3 separate regions of the Homo sapiens genome follow, and regions 2 and 3 are each linked to region 1. A link is a contact called in ENCODE Hi-C or POLR2A ChIA-PET data. All regions are on one chromosome and are shown on one strand. Each heading gives the region's core, a stretch centred on a gene start or an enhancer-like site at or near the end of the contact. The rest is flanking DNA. Distances are from core to core; before and after follow the strand shown. Region 1 holds the start of KANSL1L (KAT8 regulatory NSL complex subunit 1 like). Region 2 holds the start of FAM117B (family with sequence similarity 117 member B). Region 3 holds the start of ABI2 (abl interactor 2).

Region 1 (5,079 bases), core at 1,786-4,285:
TGAAATTAAAGATTGATCTTTCTCCTTTATCTCTAGCATTTATCACAGTGTCAGCTATACTAAGTGTTGCATGAATGTTTCTTGAGTGAAAGGAATGACTGAATAAAAACCAGTGTTGAAGAGAGAAGTTTATCTCATGAAATCATTGTAATACTGCTTACCTGGACATTTTTTAAAGCTTCCAGATAGGTAATTATTATGTCAGCAAGAATGGTGCCCTTTACTTCTCCTTGTTCTTGCTGGATTTTAAAGTGTTCTATTCTTACCACTGTTATATTTTTTCTTGGAAATCAGAATGCTTTTAATGTACCTTCTAAATGATATGTCCTTGATTTTAAAAAAACATTAACTACATGCACTTTTCAGGCTGTTGCTGAGTAATATAGAAAATAATTTGACAAATGATTCAGTATATCAATTTTTGTAATAAGGAGAACTGATATTCTATAGTGTCTGGAAAACTCGCATGTATATGCTACAAATAATAAAATCATGCTTTAGAACAATATTCAGTGTCAAGGGATAGTGTGCTTAACATGTAGCTAAATGGGATAAAAAACCAGTATGCACAGTGTCATACATATAAAATACAACAGACTTTGCATATGATTGTGGTTTTCTTCTTTGTGCTTTCCTATATATTTTATATCAAACCTGTATTATTTTGTTAATCATCTCCCCACATTCCTATTAAACCGAATATAAAATAGGGAAAATGTACATGTATGATAGCTTGATAGATTGAAATATTTATTTAAGGTCTGTAACATTTAGCAGGCGGCAGGGCTGACTAGAAGATAAAAGAATTAATCTGGAGCGGCCGGGTGTTGTGGCTCACGCCTGTAATCCCAGCATTTTGGGAGGCCGAGGCGGGCAGATCACCAGGTCAGGAGATCTAGACCATCCTGGCTAACATAGTGAAACTCCGTCTCTACTAAAAATACAAAAAAAAAAAAAAAAAATTAGCCGGTCTTGGTGGCGGGCGCCTGTAGTCCCAGCTACTCGGGAGGCTGAGGCAGGAGAATGGCATGAACCCGGGAGGCGGAGCTTGCAGTGAGGCGAGATCGCACCACTGCACTCCAGCCTGGGAGACAGTGTGAGACTCCGTCTCAAAAAAAAAAAAAAAATTAATCTAGAGTATTGGAAACAGCCTACCTCCCACGGCTATGTGATGAACAAATTACATAATATATGTAGAAATGCTGTATGAATCACTATTTGTGTAGTTACAAAGCTTAATCCCTTTGTCATCCTCTATAAACTCCATGAGGACAGGGAATTTGTTTACTAATATATCTTCATTAGCCATCACAAAACATGTGTTCAATAAACATTTGGCAAATATATAAATATTTTGTTTGGTAGCAAAAAATTATTTCACAGGAGAAAACTACCATTAAATGATTTGATGTCTCTACAGTTCCTTCAGGTTAAAATCTGAATTCCTGTCATTCAAGATTTACTCAATCTAGTTGACAATGTACTTTTCTGCCCCCCAAATATTCACACAACATCTCCTCAAACCACCCAAGGACACTATCTCCTGAACTATTGATGCCTTCCTCCTCTCTCTTAAGTCTTTTAAACGTCCAACTCAAATCCAGAATCTTCCTTTGATCTATCTTAACACATGCTTATTAGATGTCTCAAACTGCTAATTAAAAAAACAAAACTTTAAAAAATACTTTATTCATTTTTGCATTTCTGTCCCCAGGGACTAGGACAGTCCTTTGAATATGGTAAATATCCAATAAATACTTACTGATTTAATTATTTTTCACAACACATCATTAGCTTACAATTTTTATTACAATGAAAGTAAATCAATTTCCTAAAATTCTTCCCTTGCCCCATATCGAGGTGCAATTATTCAGTAATTAAAAAAATATAGCTCCAATAAATGCAGCTGGTCATAAAAATTATTTCAGTAATATCACAATCTACTAGAAGAACCAGGAACGAGTAGCTAATTTTCCAATTCCAGTTATCTATGTTACGGATTACGCTTTGTTATGACTGCAATTCCTTGGATTTCTCCCCTCTTCCGCCCCCGGGATCTTATCCAATTGATAAGGTTAAAATAATGGCTATTATCCTTCTGGCTTAAAAAGCCTAGTGCTCTTCGTTCCTTAAATCATTTCATGTGTAAATTCGGTGCTTAGGAAAGACTGTGATACAACATCTAAGAAGCTACATTTAGAGTTCAGTTTTAAAAAAATCGAGTTCTTGGCTGGGGAAGTGCCCAGGTGCAGGTTTGTTTTGTGGTGAGCGGTTCGCGGGGCCAGGTGCAAGACGCTCAGAAGTGTTTTTGGGTGTCGCTGGCCAACTATCTCCACATAAACTCCGTTTGTTTATTTGACAGCGTTACTGCAGAGGGGAGTTAGGTCCAGCGCCACTCAAACCAGATTTGTAGAGACTTAAAACTGCTTTGTCTGTTTTTTTTTTTTTAATCATAAAACCACCCAGTTGGATCCAAGGCAAATTTGTCACCTACTTCAGGGCCCCTCTGAGGGTCAGAAAGAATTATGAGCGCATTTGAACGCACGGCCCAAATAAAAGCAAACGCACGGAGACTTGCGGACTTGACAATTGTGAGAAATCTCTTAAAACTCGCCTGTGGAGCGGCGGGCGAAAGCCGCGGACGCCAGCAGTAGTCGAGGCCCCGGCGCGGACGGCAGGGAATGAAGTCGCCTGACTTTTCCTCAGGGTTTTGTTTTTCTGTCACGGAGGTACAAAAATAGCAAAGCAGGGGTGGGAAGTCTCCTGGCCGTGTTTTTTTTTTTCCCCCTCGCCAGGGATGGCACTGGGAAAGAGAAGGGAGGAAGCAGGAGCTGCACGGAACCCGTCCCGAGGGAGCCGAGGTAAACCCTGCACCAGAGTTAAGGGAGTCGTGCTCCTGCCACTTCCAGAACACTCCGAGCCGCTTCTGCAGGCCCCGCCCCCTGCCGGGGTTTCCCCGCCACCCGCTTCATTTGCATGGCGCTGCCCCTCCCCCGTTGCCATTGGCTAGCGCCGGGCCCCGCCCACTGCTCCCAGACCGCGGCAGGGTTCCGTCCCCCCGAGCCGCACGGAGCTGCGGGCAGCGGGCGGACTGTTAAACCGCGGCGGCGGCGGCGGCGGCGGCGGCGGCGGCGGCGGCGGCGGCGGCCGGGGCGGGAGCGGGGCGCGCTCTGGAGACGAGTCAGCGGCGCCCCGGGTGGGGGAGGCGGGCGGGCAGCTAGAGATCACCTCAGCAGCCCCCACCACGGCCGGACCGAAGGTGCGGCGGCGGAGGGGAGCCAGGGCGCCCCAGCAGGCGAGTGGCCGGCGTCTCAGCGGCGGGATGACGGGGGTGGGTCTTCCCTCTTGGGGACGGCGGCAGCGCGGGGAGGGGAGAAGACTGCCGGGTGGACTTGCGGGTCAGGCGACCGACCGGCAGCCCCTTCGCCCCCCGAATCCTCTGGGCTGCTGGACTCTGGTCTCGGCACGGGATCGCGCTCTAGGGCGGGGGTCTGACCGCAGCCAAATTTAAACGGCTAAACCTAACAGCCTTGGCAGCTGGGGAGGGAAGGGGTCTAGGGAGGGGTGGGGGCGGACCTGGACGCCGGTCACGTGGGGGGTGGGGCTTGGCAGACCTCCCTTTTGTTTTGGCTGGCGCGTGCGCAGAAGGCAGAACACGTGGTTTCCTGGACCCGCCTCTTGCCTCATCGGCTGAGCCTCACCCATTGGGGGTGTGGTGACGGCTCTTTTGAGGCGGCTCTGAGGCGGAGCCCACTGGATTTGATGAGACCCCTATTTTATTTATTTCACACTTTCTTTCAGGAAAACGTAGATTTGGGCTTTAGAGTTAGATGGGATAGAGCAGAATCTAGGGGATTTTTGAGGGACGGTGCTTCCAAGTTTGTGTCACCGGTGTGCTGAGGAAGGGACCGGTCTTGCTGGAAAAAGTCAGATTGCGTGGTGTTTGGTAGCAAGAAATACCAGGCGGTATCCTGGCCGTTTCAGAAACCACAGGAAAGGAAAGAGGCTGGCTTTGCAGTCGGGAGGGCAGGCACTGGATGGACGTTCTTGTAATGTTTTCTTACTCTGGGAGAGTCCGTTTTTGTTTGTTTTTTTGTTTGAACTGTGGTAAGCACATTCCGTTTTTGATTCCCCAAACTTCAGGACATTCATGTTCTGGCGAGGTTTAGGAGACAAACTTCCTTCGTCTTTAGCCAGTTTGCTTAACTTCATCTGAGTTTGGGTCAGTAATAATTTTAAATATTGCTGGATGGGGCAGGTTTGTTAGCCACAAAACCTAAGTGAAGTGAGCACTGCAGACAAAACTGGCAATTTCTGACTAGGAAAAAATGACTCTAAAAATAATTCAGTATTGAGAAAGAGGCTTAACAGTGAGTGGTCTCTGCCTTTCCCGTTCTTAATAACTAGCCATTTCTTTGGGTTAGTCACCTCTCTGATGTCAAACTTGTTTCGTTTTTGTAAAGTTTCATAATATGGTCTCTGTCTTAAGAGATTGTAAGAAAGAAGAAATGCCTTGTATTAGGAAAAGTGATTCCTAATCTCTACCAATTGCCAAGTAGTGTTATTTTTATAACAAAAGTGAATTTTTTAAAAGCCCACATGTTGGGGAAATATAAACAATGAATTAATCATGAAATAGAATATATTTGAGTATCTTTAAAATCTGTTGTAACCATTATCTTTGGTTCTCCCTCAGTTTCCACCTACTTAGATCAGTGTCAGCGTCTGCAACCATTTCCTCATGGTTTTAATCTACATAGATTATTCTCTCCCGCAAACTGTCTGGAGTAATTTTTTATGTGAAACTTCTTAATCCAGGCCAATTCTCTCACATTGACTTTTAACATTTACATTTTAATTTTGTTTCATGATGCGCCTTTGCAAATAACAATCGATTATTTTGTTAAATCTTATTATTATAAAGTAATTGGAAAATAGATGAGTGCAAATAAGAAAACTATAAATATTTTGTACTTTAAATATTTCTGTCTGCATATATGTGTATTTTTCCTAAAACTGAGACCACATGGTATTTTCATTTAACTCAGACATTCGCATATCATTATTCTTTGAAAAATA
Region 2 (5,079 bases), core at 1,906-4,405, 7.5 Mb after region 1:
TCGGCAGGTCACCTGAGGTTGGGAGCTTGAGACCAGCCTGACGAATGTGGAGAAACCCTGTATCTACTAAAAACACAAAATTAGCCAGGCGTGGTAGCGCATGCCTGTAATCCCAGCTACTCGGGAGGCTGAGGCAGGAGCATCGCTTGAACCCGGGAGGCAGAGGTTGCAGTGAGCCAAGATTGCCCCATTGCACTCCAGCCTAGGTGACAGAGTGAGACTCCATCTTAAAAAAAAAAAAAAAAAAAAAGTTACCTAACTAAGTACATGTAATTTTGGTGTGCTATATATTTCCCACATTCTATCTTACACATCATGATGTCACTTCCTTGATATAATATAAAGACATGGTCTTTGGAGTACAACTGACCAAAGTTCAAATAAATACCAACTCTGCCACTTGTTACTTAACCTCTCTAAAAGCTATAGTGAGGGTTAAATGAGATTTTGCATAAAAACCACCTGCCAAATAGTAAGAGTTCAGTAGGTGACAGAGGTTATGAAGCAGGGAGGGGAAATCTAGTACTTTTATCACAGTTTTAGAAAAGCATTCTGCATTCTCAAAAGGTTTAAAATAGTGCTCTGGGCTGGGCAATCCTAGCACTTTGGGAGGCCAAGGCGGGCAGATCACATAAGGTCAGGAGTTCCAAACCATCCTGGCAAACATGGTGAAACCCCATCTCTACTAAAATACAAAAATTAGCCGGGCATGATGGCGGGTGCCTGTAATCCCAGCTACTCGGGAGGCTGAGATAGGAGAATCGCTTGAACCCAGGAGACCATGGTTGCAGTGAGCCGAGATCACATAACTGCACTCCAGCCTGGGCAGCTGAGCAAGACTCCGTCTCAAAAAATAAATAAAAATATAAATAAAAATAAATACATAAATAAAACAGTGCTCTGGTTCTAATTAGAAAACACTATTCGGGCCGGGCGCAGTGGCGCATGCCTGTAATCCCAGCATTCTGGGAAGCCAAGGCGGGCGTTTCACCTGAGGTCAGGAGTTCGAGACCAGCCTGGCCAACATGGTGAAACCCTGTCTCTACTAAAAATACAAAAATTAGCCGGGCATGGTGGCGGTCGCCTGTAATCCCAGCTACTCAGGAGACTGAGGCAGAATCGTTTGAACCCGGGAGTTGGAGGCTGCAGTAAGCCGAGATCGTGTAACTGCACTCCAGCCTGGGCAACAGAAACTCTGTCTCAAAAAAAGAAAATACTATTCATCATTTTCCAGGGCAATTCTCTCTAAATAAGTATTATCTAAAACTTTCATAAAATAAATAGTAAGAAAGAGTCATCCTATTCCTTCCATTTCGGAAACTATTTCATCTGAATTTGTTTCCTGAAATTCCCAACCATTCTGCCTGGAAAATTCTAACAGAAGTTCCCCAGACAAGGAAAGACAAAGATATATGTTGACAAAAATGAATACGTAAGTAAAAACCACCCATTTCTTTCCTTAAGGCAACAAGATTATAAATTTTATTCCTTTCCACTTCCCACAATTTGAATTTCTCTTTTGAGTTACTCTTTATGAATGACTCCATTGGCACCCAACAGCTCCATTCAGGACCTTCCCCAAGAAAGCTTCCAGGTAAACAGAAAAACAACGAATGTTAGCTCCCTAAAACAATAACAAGATGGAGACAAAACACTGGATTCTGTTTTTCTACATTCAAAACACAGAATCAGTACACAAAATCAGAAATACACCCAGAGCCTCAGACAAAACCCATAAACCTTCCTAAGGAATCTTGTTTAATTTTCACTTCTTGCTACCCATTTATCAAGTCTTAGGAAATGCTAAAACACGGTTCTCAGCCTCCTCTGTTCAGTGATCCAAATCTGCCACTGCTAATGCATTCAGTACCCCAGATCTGAAACTGTTTTGTGAACAGAAATACTTAGCAGCAGCAGATATGGGCTATGCCAACATTAACCTTGTCCCTAAAACAAAGTGACAAACCACTCCTAGCCTCACCCTCAAGGGAGGGTAAGCAGTAACGACTCCTCCAGGAGTAAGGCCAGGAAGCCAGGTTTATCATTAACACTCATCAGCTCAAGCCCAAGGTTTAGCCGCTGCACCTCCACCACCAGGGAGCCGTGCGGGGCGGGCAGAGGGGTGAATGAGGCGGGCGGGCGGGCGGGGCGTAGGGTAGGCCCGGGAAAGGCGGGGCCGCACTGCCGGGTCCCCCACCGCCCGGCACCGCCCCCAGCCCCGCCCCCAGCCACCCGGGCTCCGCGGCAGCTCTGCAGTCCCCGCGCGATTGCAGCGCGCGCCCGGGACCCCTTCCCGCAGCCGCCTCCCCCTTGCTGCGCGACCCCCAGCACTTACCTGCTTTGCAAACCGGGGCGCTGGGGCTCCTCTTCTCCGGCGAGCTTCGGCTCTGCTCCGGAGACCTCCTCCGATGCCGGACGCGGGCTGGGGGTGGGGCCGCGCTCACCTCGCCGGTCCACAGGTGGGTGGGCGACGAGCTGGGCGACGACACGGTGCCCAGCAGCGGCGGCGGCGGCGGCGGCCGTGGGGGGCTCCCGCGAGCTCCAGGCGCGGCGCTGCGCGTGGGGCTGGTGCCTCGCGTGGACGTCGCGGACGCGCCCGTCTGCGTGGCCACCGTGGGGCTGGTGCGCGCGGCCGCGTTCCCGCCGCCGCGCGTGGGGCTGGTGCTGCGCGAGGCGGTGCGCGGGCCACCGCCGCCGCCGCCGCCTGCGGGGCCTGAGGCGCCACCACAGCAGCCACCGTTGTTGTTGCCGCCGCCGCCGCCGCCGCTCCGCGTGGGGCTGCCATGTTGCTGCTGCTGCTGCTGCTTCAGCTGGAACGGAACCGTCGCCCTCATGGGCTGCAAGCGGCTCCCGGGTCCCCCGGCCGTGGCCACCGCACCACCCCCAAGGGAGCCGGCCGGCGTGGGGGACCCATTGCGCCTCACCCGCTGGGACATGGTCCCCCCCCTCCCCGGTGACTGGGCGAGACGGGGGGTTTTGTTGTTGTTGGGCTGCAGGGGGAGGATTCTCGAGGCCGGAGGGCAGGCCCCCCAAGACGGGGTGACGAAGCCGGACTCCGGGGTGCAGGGGGAGACCGGGCCGGGGCAGGCAGCAACGAGGTGGTGCAGCCGCCGCCGCCGCCGCCGCCGCTCCTCATCAACAATAGTGTCTCCTCTGCTGCCCCCGCCCCCCACGATCGCCCATTGGTGCAGCGTCAGCCGCGCTCGAGCCGCTCCACTGCTCCCATTGGCTACGAGCAGCTCGGGTCCCGGGCCCCCGAGGCCTTGAGAGCCTGGGTGTGCGCGGAGACCGTCTGCTCTTTAAAGAGAAAGAGACCCGCCCCCCGCGGGGAGGGAGCGGAGGAAATGGGCCCTGTGTGTATGTGTAGTGTGCGCGCGTGTGTGTGTACACGTGAGTGCCCGTGTACGCGCGCGCCTAGCCACGCGCGCCTTTCCTTTCCCGCCGGGGGGAGCCCTGGGGACTCAGACTCTGGAAGGTTGCCAAAGGAAATGTCCAGACCCGGAGCAGTTCCCAGGGATGGTCTGAAGCCTTTTCCGCATAACTCATTTCCTTACCCCAGTGTTCACTTGTGTTCACCTGTACGCGCATCTCGTTCGGGCTTTTATTCTTAATGTTTTTGTTCTGCCCTAATTCCATCTACCTATGGGCAGGGCTCAAAAGGAGAAGAAATTTAACTAATCTTACTGGCATTTTACGCCCCTCTCCTTTTATTTTTTAGAGCTCTACAAAGAGGCAAATCTCAGAAAGATTAAACTTGCCTGTTAGAATGCGATTTTAGATAGTATCTATAGAGTTCAGTTACCACATGTTATTCCTACCCTCCTGTATCTCAAGTAATCAAGACTATTTTAATCAGCTGCTTCGCTGTTCCCTGATACCTTGGAAGGATGGCTGCTACCTTACCAGTTTGTAAAGTGCTATAGTTTACAGAGGGCCTTATTTGATTCTACACGATCATTGTTTGAGACAGAACTGGGACAGCCATCCATATTTTTGTCTAGCGGAGGAAACAAGTCTTTGGTGTGGCAAAGACTCGGGAAGGCAGGCAGTGACACTATTTCTAAAATGACCTAAAGGGCTCCTCATCAAGAAAATAAAAAATGGTGGAGCCAAAACCTACACTCCCACCTGTCTGGCTATAAATTGCCTATCCATGACCTCTTTTCCCTCTACTATTTTTATTAGTTGTACATGCTAGACAGATTTCGTCGTGTAAAAATGTGGGAGTGGAGGGCATAGTATGATTCACTCTGGACCTGAAATCCTACTGGGTCCCTTTGCGCGGTGGTGGAAGGCCTTTTTTTTTTTTTTTTGAGAAGAAGTCTCTCTCTGTCACCTAGGCTGGAGTGCAGTGGCGGAGTGCACTGGCTCGAATCTCGGCTCAGTGCAACCTCCGCCTCCCGCGTTCAAGCAATTCTCCTGCCTCCGCCTCCCAAGTAGCTGGGATTACAGGCGCGTGCCGCCACGCCCCGTAATTTTTCTGTTTTTAGTAAAGAGGCGGTTTCACCATGTTGGCCAGGGTGGTCTTGATCTCTTGATCTCATGATCCGCCCACCTCGGCCTCCAAAAATGCTGGAATTACAGGCGTGAGGTGGAAGGCTTTTAAAGACCTAGAGAGGAGGCCGGGTGTGGTGGCTCATGCCTGTAATCCCAGCACTTTGAGAGGCTGAGGCGGGCGGATCACCTGAGGTCGGGAGTTCGAGACCAGCTTGACCAACATGGAGGAAACCCCGTCTCTACTAAAAATACAAAATTAGCCGGGCGTGGTGGCACATGCCTGTAATCTCAGCTACTCGGGAGGCTGAGGCAGGAGAATCGCTTGAACCCGGGAGGCAGAGGTTGGAAGGAGCCGAGATCGTTCCATTGCACTCCAGCCTGGGCAACAAGAGCGAAACTCTGTCTTAAAAAAAAAAAAAATTAAAAAAAAAAGACCTAGAGAGGAAATTAAAATCCCATGACCACCACTTACTCTGTGACCTTGAGTGGATCACTAGCCAGTCTCCTTATCTGTAAAATGCAGTTAAACAGTACCATGTGCTTCATACTGTTGTTATGATTATTAACCAAGGATGATATGAG
Region 3 (5,079 bases), core at 1,045-3,544, 6.8 Mb after region 1:
CAACTCTTTCCCCATAATATGCTGCACAAGGCAATGGAATTACCACTTCATTCCTTTAGGTTTTGCCTCTACTAGAGATTGTGAAATCCCTCAGAACAGCATTGCTTCCTCCAGTCCTCCTTGGTACCAGCAGTGCACTACAGAGTATAAATTAACTACATGGTATTAATTTCCTCCAAGATCAGCCTCTCCTACTAGGTATGTACCATCCACCCCTCACACAGTTCTAGGCCATAAAAGACTTTCAATTTTAGCGAAAAATTGAGCAAGTGAATCTTTTTTTTTTTTTTTTTTTGATATGTAGTCTCACTCTTATCGCCCAGGCCTGAACCTCTGAATCTTTTCTACCCCACTTGTATCAGCAAAGTACATTACAAGTGGACATTTGTATTTTTTTGTATTAATCTTGCCTACATTCCTTTCCTAGTAGCCATAGTCAACTGCCTCTTTCGAAGGAACAGGTTTATACAGTGGTTCGGGTCATTCTCAAATACAAATGTTGTCTACAAGATAACAGTATGTCTAATCAAACAAAATCTCACTTCCGCGATCAACAATGTGGCCATTACAAAATTTATGAACCTATAAAATTGTAACACCTGTTTTTTAAAATTTACACTAAGACATGAAAATGCTTTCCTATATAGCTAATGTTAAGAAAGGTGCCTCACGCCTATAATCCCAGCACTTTGGGAGGCCGAGGTGGGTGGATGACTTGAAGTCAGGAGTTCGAGACCAGTCTGGTCAACATGGTGAAACCCCATCTTTACTAAAAATACAAAAATTAGCCGGCTGTGGTGGCGGGCGCCTGTAGTCCCAGCTACTCGGGAAGCTGAAGCATGAGAATTGCTCAAACCTAGGAGGCCGAGGTTTCAGTGAGCCGAGATCGCGCCACTGCACTCCAACCTGGACTACAGAACGAGGTTGTGTCTCAAAAAGAAAAGAAAAAAGAAGGATCCCTGGAGAGATGGAGGTGGGAGCAAGAAAAAAGGAAAAAAAAAAAGACTGTGAAGAAACAGTTTAACATATTGCTTCCATTTCCATCTTTATCCCAAGAGAATTTAAACGGGAAAGAAAAAAAATGGAGGCAGAACCCATAATTCAAAATAACCATAAAAAAAAAAGCAAAAGATTTTAGATTTTGCAAACTGTGCCTTTTAACCTGCTATCCTTTCAAGTAATTTTTAAAGAAGGATTTTTTTAATCCACAGAATATTTTGCTTCATCCAGGAGCAGCTGGATCTCATACCATCCGGTATCCCCCGCCTCCATACACACGCCCCTACCACTATCAGCCCTTGAGCCAAACGATCCATCACGGTAAAAAAAAAAAAAAAAAAAAAAAATTAAACCAGGAGGTTCATCTTCCCAATTCTCTCTAAGAAACAGTCATAGTCTGTCCTCCTCCCACCCCCAGGAAAACTGCCTATTCTAACAGAACTAGGAGGGAGGGGGGAATCAGCTCATCATCCTTCTCCATAGGGAAAAAAATGGCATTAACTTCCAACAAGAAACTGCTGCTCTTCTACCGTATCCCCTTTAGAACATAAAATATTAAGAAAGGGTTTCTGAAGCATTCACAGGAACAGAAAACTGAAGCCTGAAGCACTTCACTCTGCAGCAAGATAACCCCTTAAAAATCATCCAGAATTTGGGGGATGGAGGTAACCCGTCAACACCCGCGACACCCCTACCCTAAGGTGGGGAGCAGGATTCCGTCAAACAGAAAATGCCACTCTCCGCCCCCTCCGCCATCCGGAACGCTGACCGGCGCGGAGTGCGGGGGCGGCCGAGGGCGGGAGCGGCGAGGAGGCGGGACGCGACACACGCACCACGCCGAGAACTGCTTCACCGCTTTTTTAAAGGTTTTTAAAATGCAGTTTCTCCAGCCGGAGAATTCCCACCCATTCACCAGCCCCAGCCCTCACCCAGCTCCCCACCCCCATCGGGGGCTCCGCTGGGCCGTGTCCCCGAGGCGGCCTCGGCCCCACGCCCCGAGGCGCGCGGCCCCCGGCGGGGGGGTCCCCGACGCGGCCCAGCTGGGGATGCTTCGCACCTGTATGTAGTTGTTCTCGCAGTAATCGGCCACCCGTTCCAGATTTGTGTAGCTGTCGAAGAGGGCCCGGCGGCCCCCCGGGATTTCCTCTTCCAGCAGCATCTGCAGCTCCGCCATCTTCACATCCTCCTCCTCCTCCTCCTCATACAGGTCGCAGAGGGAGCGGCGGCCGCAGCGCCAAGGAAACCCAGGACCGGGAGAGGAGGAGCGGCGGCGACGGCGGCGGTAACTCGGAAGGAGCGAGAAACAGCCCCAGCGCGCGACAGGGGAGGGGGCGACGGGGGCGGGGCGCGAGCCGACGGACTCCGAGGACGGTCACCGCGGCGACGGCCGGCCGGGCGCGCGCACGCGCGCTCCCTTCCCTCCGCCCCCGGGAGCCCGAAAAAGATTCCCACCCTCGCCCGCGCCGCCGGCCCCTCCCCCACTTCCGGCGTCTCCTAGCGACGGCGGGGGTAGGGGCCGGGATGCGCGCGGGAGTTGGTGGTGCAGTTAACCCTTCCGCCGCCCGCCCGCCGCTGGAGCGGCTGGAGAAGCCCCCACCTCCCGGCGGCCTTTGTTAGCCCGGCGGGAACACACCACCCTGCTCAGCTGGCTTCCTGCCGGCTCCCTCCGGGACTCATCTCGGCTCCGTCCCCATGGAGGTCATCGGCCTAGGGAACTTCTCGAGGCTTTTCTCCCTCTGCTGCTGACGGGAGGCCGAAGGAGGGCACAGCCTCCACTCTTGGGACCCTCCTCTGTGAAAGATCACACCTCAACAGGGCAGGAATAAAACTTCCACGCAGCTTTCAATGCCACCTGACTTCATTTTTCTCAGATTTGACCTCATCCTCTTTGTTGCAGTGAATTGCAGTTTCCTAACCCCAGCTTTCCTGCGCCCCTGCCTCTTTGCACTTCCCCACTAACGCTGTTCTCCCCTGCCAGATTAGCCCCTTTCTCTCCTGGTTTGCGGTGCCGTGGGCCTCAGCTTTTTATGTTTGCCATTTCTATGATTCGCTTCCTCACTCATAACCTTTTCTGTCATTTCTCTAATGCTATCAACTTCGCTGTCCTTTTTCCTATTCATGGATTCAGTATTTAAAATTTTGAAAACGATTTTGCTAGTAGTAATTGCCTTCTTCACAGGGCTGTTACATAGATAAAATCAACGTTTATTGTGAAAATACCTTGAAAAAACATTAAGTGCTACAAAAATTCAAGGCAGATAATTTTCCTCTTGCAGAGTTATAATTCTGTTTTTATTCTCCAGATACTGTGTCTTGTTTTCCTAAATCAGACTACCCCACACAATGTAATCTGGAAAAACTAAAACTCCTGACCATTGCTGAGATATGAAGCCATGACCTTTATTTGTGCTGTGGAAAATCAAAGTTGATTCCAGGCAGTACCATCTTAGACTTGTGTAGTTAGAACAAGATCCATTGTTTCAACACTTTTCTTAATCTGGTGATCTCTTGGCCCTCCTACAGTGAATTTTTTTCATTCAGATGATGAGGAAACTTATACTTTCAAAAAAAAATCACTTTAGGACGGGCGCGGTGGTTCACGCCTGTAATCCCAGCACTTTGGGAGGCCGAGGCGGGCGGATCACGAGGTCAGGAGATCGAGACCATCCTGGCTAACACAGTGAAAACCCGTCTCTACTAAAAATAAAAATAAAAAAATTAGCTGGGCATGGTGGCGGGCGCCTGTAGTCCCAGCTACTCGGGAAGCTGAGGCAGAAGAATGGCGTCATCCTGGGAGAAGAGCTTGCAGTGAGCGGAGATCGTGCCACTGCACTCCAGCCTGGGCGACAGAGCGAGACTCCGTCTCAAAAAAAAAAAAAATCACTTTAATACCATATCATTACAAATATCTGGAGCAAACCCTAATGTTATATTGGCTTCATGATACATACATTAGCAGAATGTATGAGTTTTCACTGTGGAACCTAAATTAAAGGATATTGAAAATGTTGGTCTAGTCCAACTAGTTTTATTCTTAAGCACTTTAACCATCTTCTGTAGTAGTGGTTCTCAAACTTCAGTGTGAGGAGCTTGTTAAAAATGAAAGCTGCAGGGTCACACACACTAAGATTCATTAGTTTGAGAGCATGAGTGATGGAAATGAGTAGTTATTTAAATGACACATCAACTTGCTTCAGTGAATACGACATATGAATAATCAAGTGAATAAAACAAATGTTAGATGAAGCAAACTTTTCTTTCAGACTAAACTTCAATAGATCAAAAAATAATGTTGAAGAAGCTCATCAGGTGAGTTAAATGGTAGACAGACTCTTCCCCTATCATTACTTATTCCCACCCAGCATTTTTTCAACTATGGCTTAGCAATTAGCCTAATAAACAAATTTCCCTCTGGGATGTTTCGTCATTCTAGAAATTACCTAGAAAAGATTCTAGTATTTTCTCTAATTAGTGACAATCTCTTTGGACCTAGTTTCCTTATCAAGAAATCAAAGGGTGAGGCCGGGCACGGTGGCTCTCGCCTGTAATTCCAGCACTTTGGGAGGCCGACACAGGTGGATCAGCTGAGGTCAGGAGTTCGAGACCAGCCTGGCCAACATGGTGAAACCCCGTCTCTACTAAAAATACAAAAATTAGCTGGGTGTGGAAGCGGGTGCCTGTAATCCCAGCTACTCAGAAGGCTGAGGCTGGAGAATCGCTTGAACCAGGGTGGCGTAGGTTGCAGTGAGCCGAGATCGCGCCACTGCACTCCAACCTGGGCGACGGAGGCTCTGTCTCGAAAAAGAAAGAGAAATCAAAGGGTGAAACTCAGGTCAGGAATTCTGAAACTTGAGTGTGGTTTGGAATCACCTGGAGGGCTTTCTAAACCAGATTGCTGGACCACACCTCCAGAGTTCTTTATTCAGTTGGTCTGGCCCAATTTATTAATGTAGGTTTAACAAGTTCCCAGCTGATGCCTATGAAACGGCCCTTCTGGCTCAAAAAGTCTATGATTCCAATTTCTGGCAGCTGGGAAACTCCATCTAGAGAGGTGCTTTGTACACAGCAGAATCTGAGATG

What was found. A loop is a pair of places that touch in the nucleus more often than their neighbours do. ChIA-PET counts read pairs that join two places held with the same protein, here RNA polymerase II (POLR2A). Pooled maps may share reads with other maps.
Region 2: a pooled map shows a loop between it and region 1 (23-fold over the local background). The contact joins the promoter of FAM117B here to the promoter of KANSL1L in region 1. A Hi-C loop is called at or near these places in 3 of 50 pooled maps.
Region 3: a loop to region 1 is called in a map of naive thymus-derived CD4-positive, alpha-beta T cell, with 22 times the contacts of the local background. The contact joins the promoter of ABI2 here to the promoter of KANSL1L in region 1. A Hi-C loop is called at or near these places in 1 of 168 maps with a recorded cell type or tissue (naive thymus-derived CD4-positive, alpha-beta T cell) and 2 of 50 pooled maps. POLR2A ChIA-PET finds 5 or more read pairs at or near these places in 1 of 52 experiments (AG04449).

What each region holds. Positions count from the first base shown.
Region 1 is chr2:210,169,365-210,174,443 of GRCh38, reverse strand. It overlaps KANSL1L (KAT8 regulatory NSL complex subunit 1 like), which reads left to right and starts at 3,035. Exons shown (of 15, transcript NM_152519.4): 1 at 3,035-3,295. RefSeq lists enhancers at 2,106-2,739, 2,740-3,375, 3,769-3,948, 3,376-4,010 and silencers at 2,819-3,148, 3,269-3,578.
Region 2 is chr2:202,633,045-202,638,123 of GRCh38, reverse strand. It overlaps FAM117B (family with sequence similarity 117 member B), which reads right to left and starts at 3,155. Exons shown (of 8, transcript NM_173511.4): 1 at 2,336-3,155. The coding sequence starts at 2,936. RefSeq lists silencers at 2,108-2,547, 2,648-2,697, 2,888-3,117.
Region 3 is chr2:203,325,609-203,330,687 of GRCh38, reverse strand. ABI2 (abl interactor 2) reads right to left here and starts at 2,294. Exons shown (of 12, transcript NM_001375670.1): 1 at 2,057-2,294. The coding sequence starts at 2,173. RefSeq lists silencers at 1,726-2,075, 2,352-2,539, 2,296-2,635 and an enhancer at 2,437-3,407.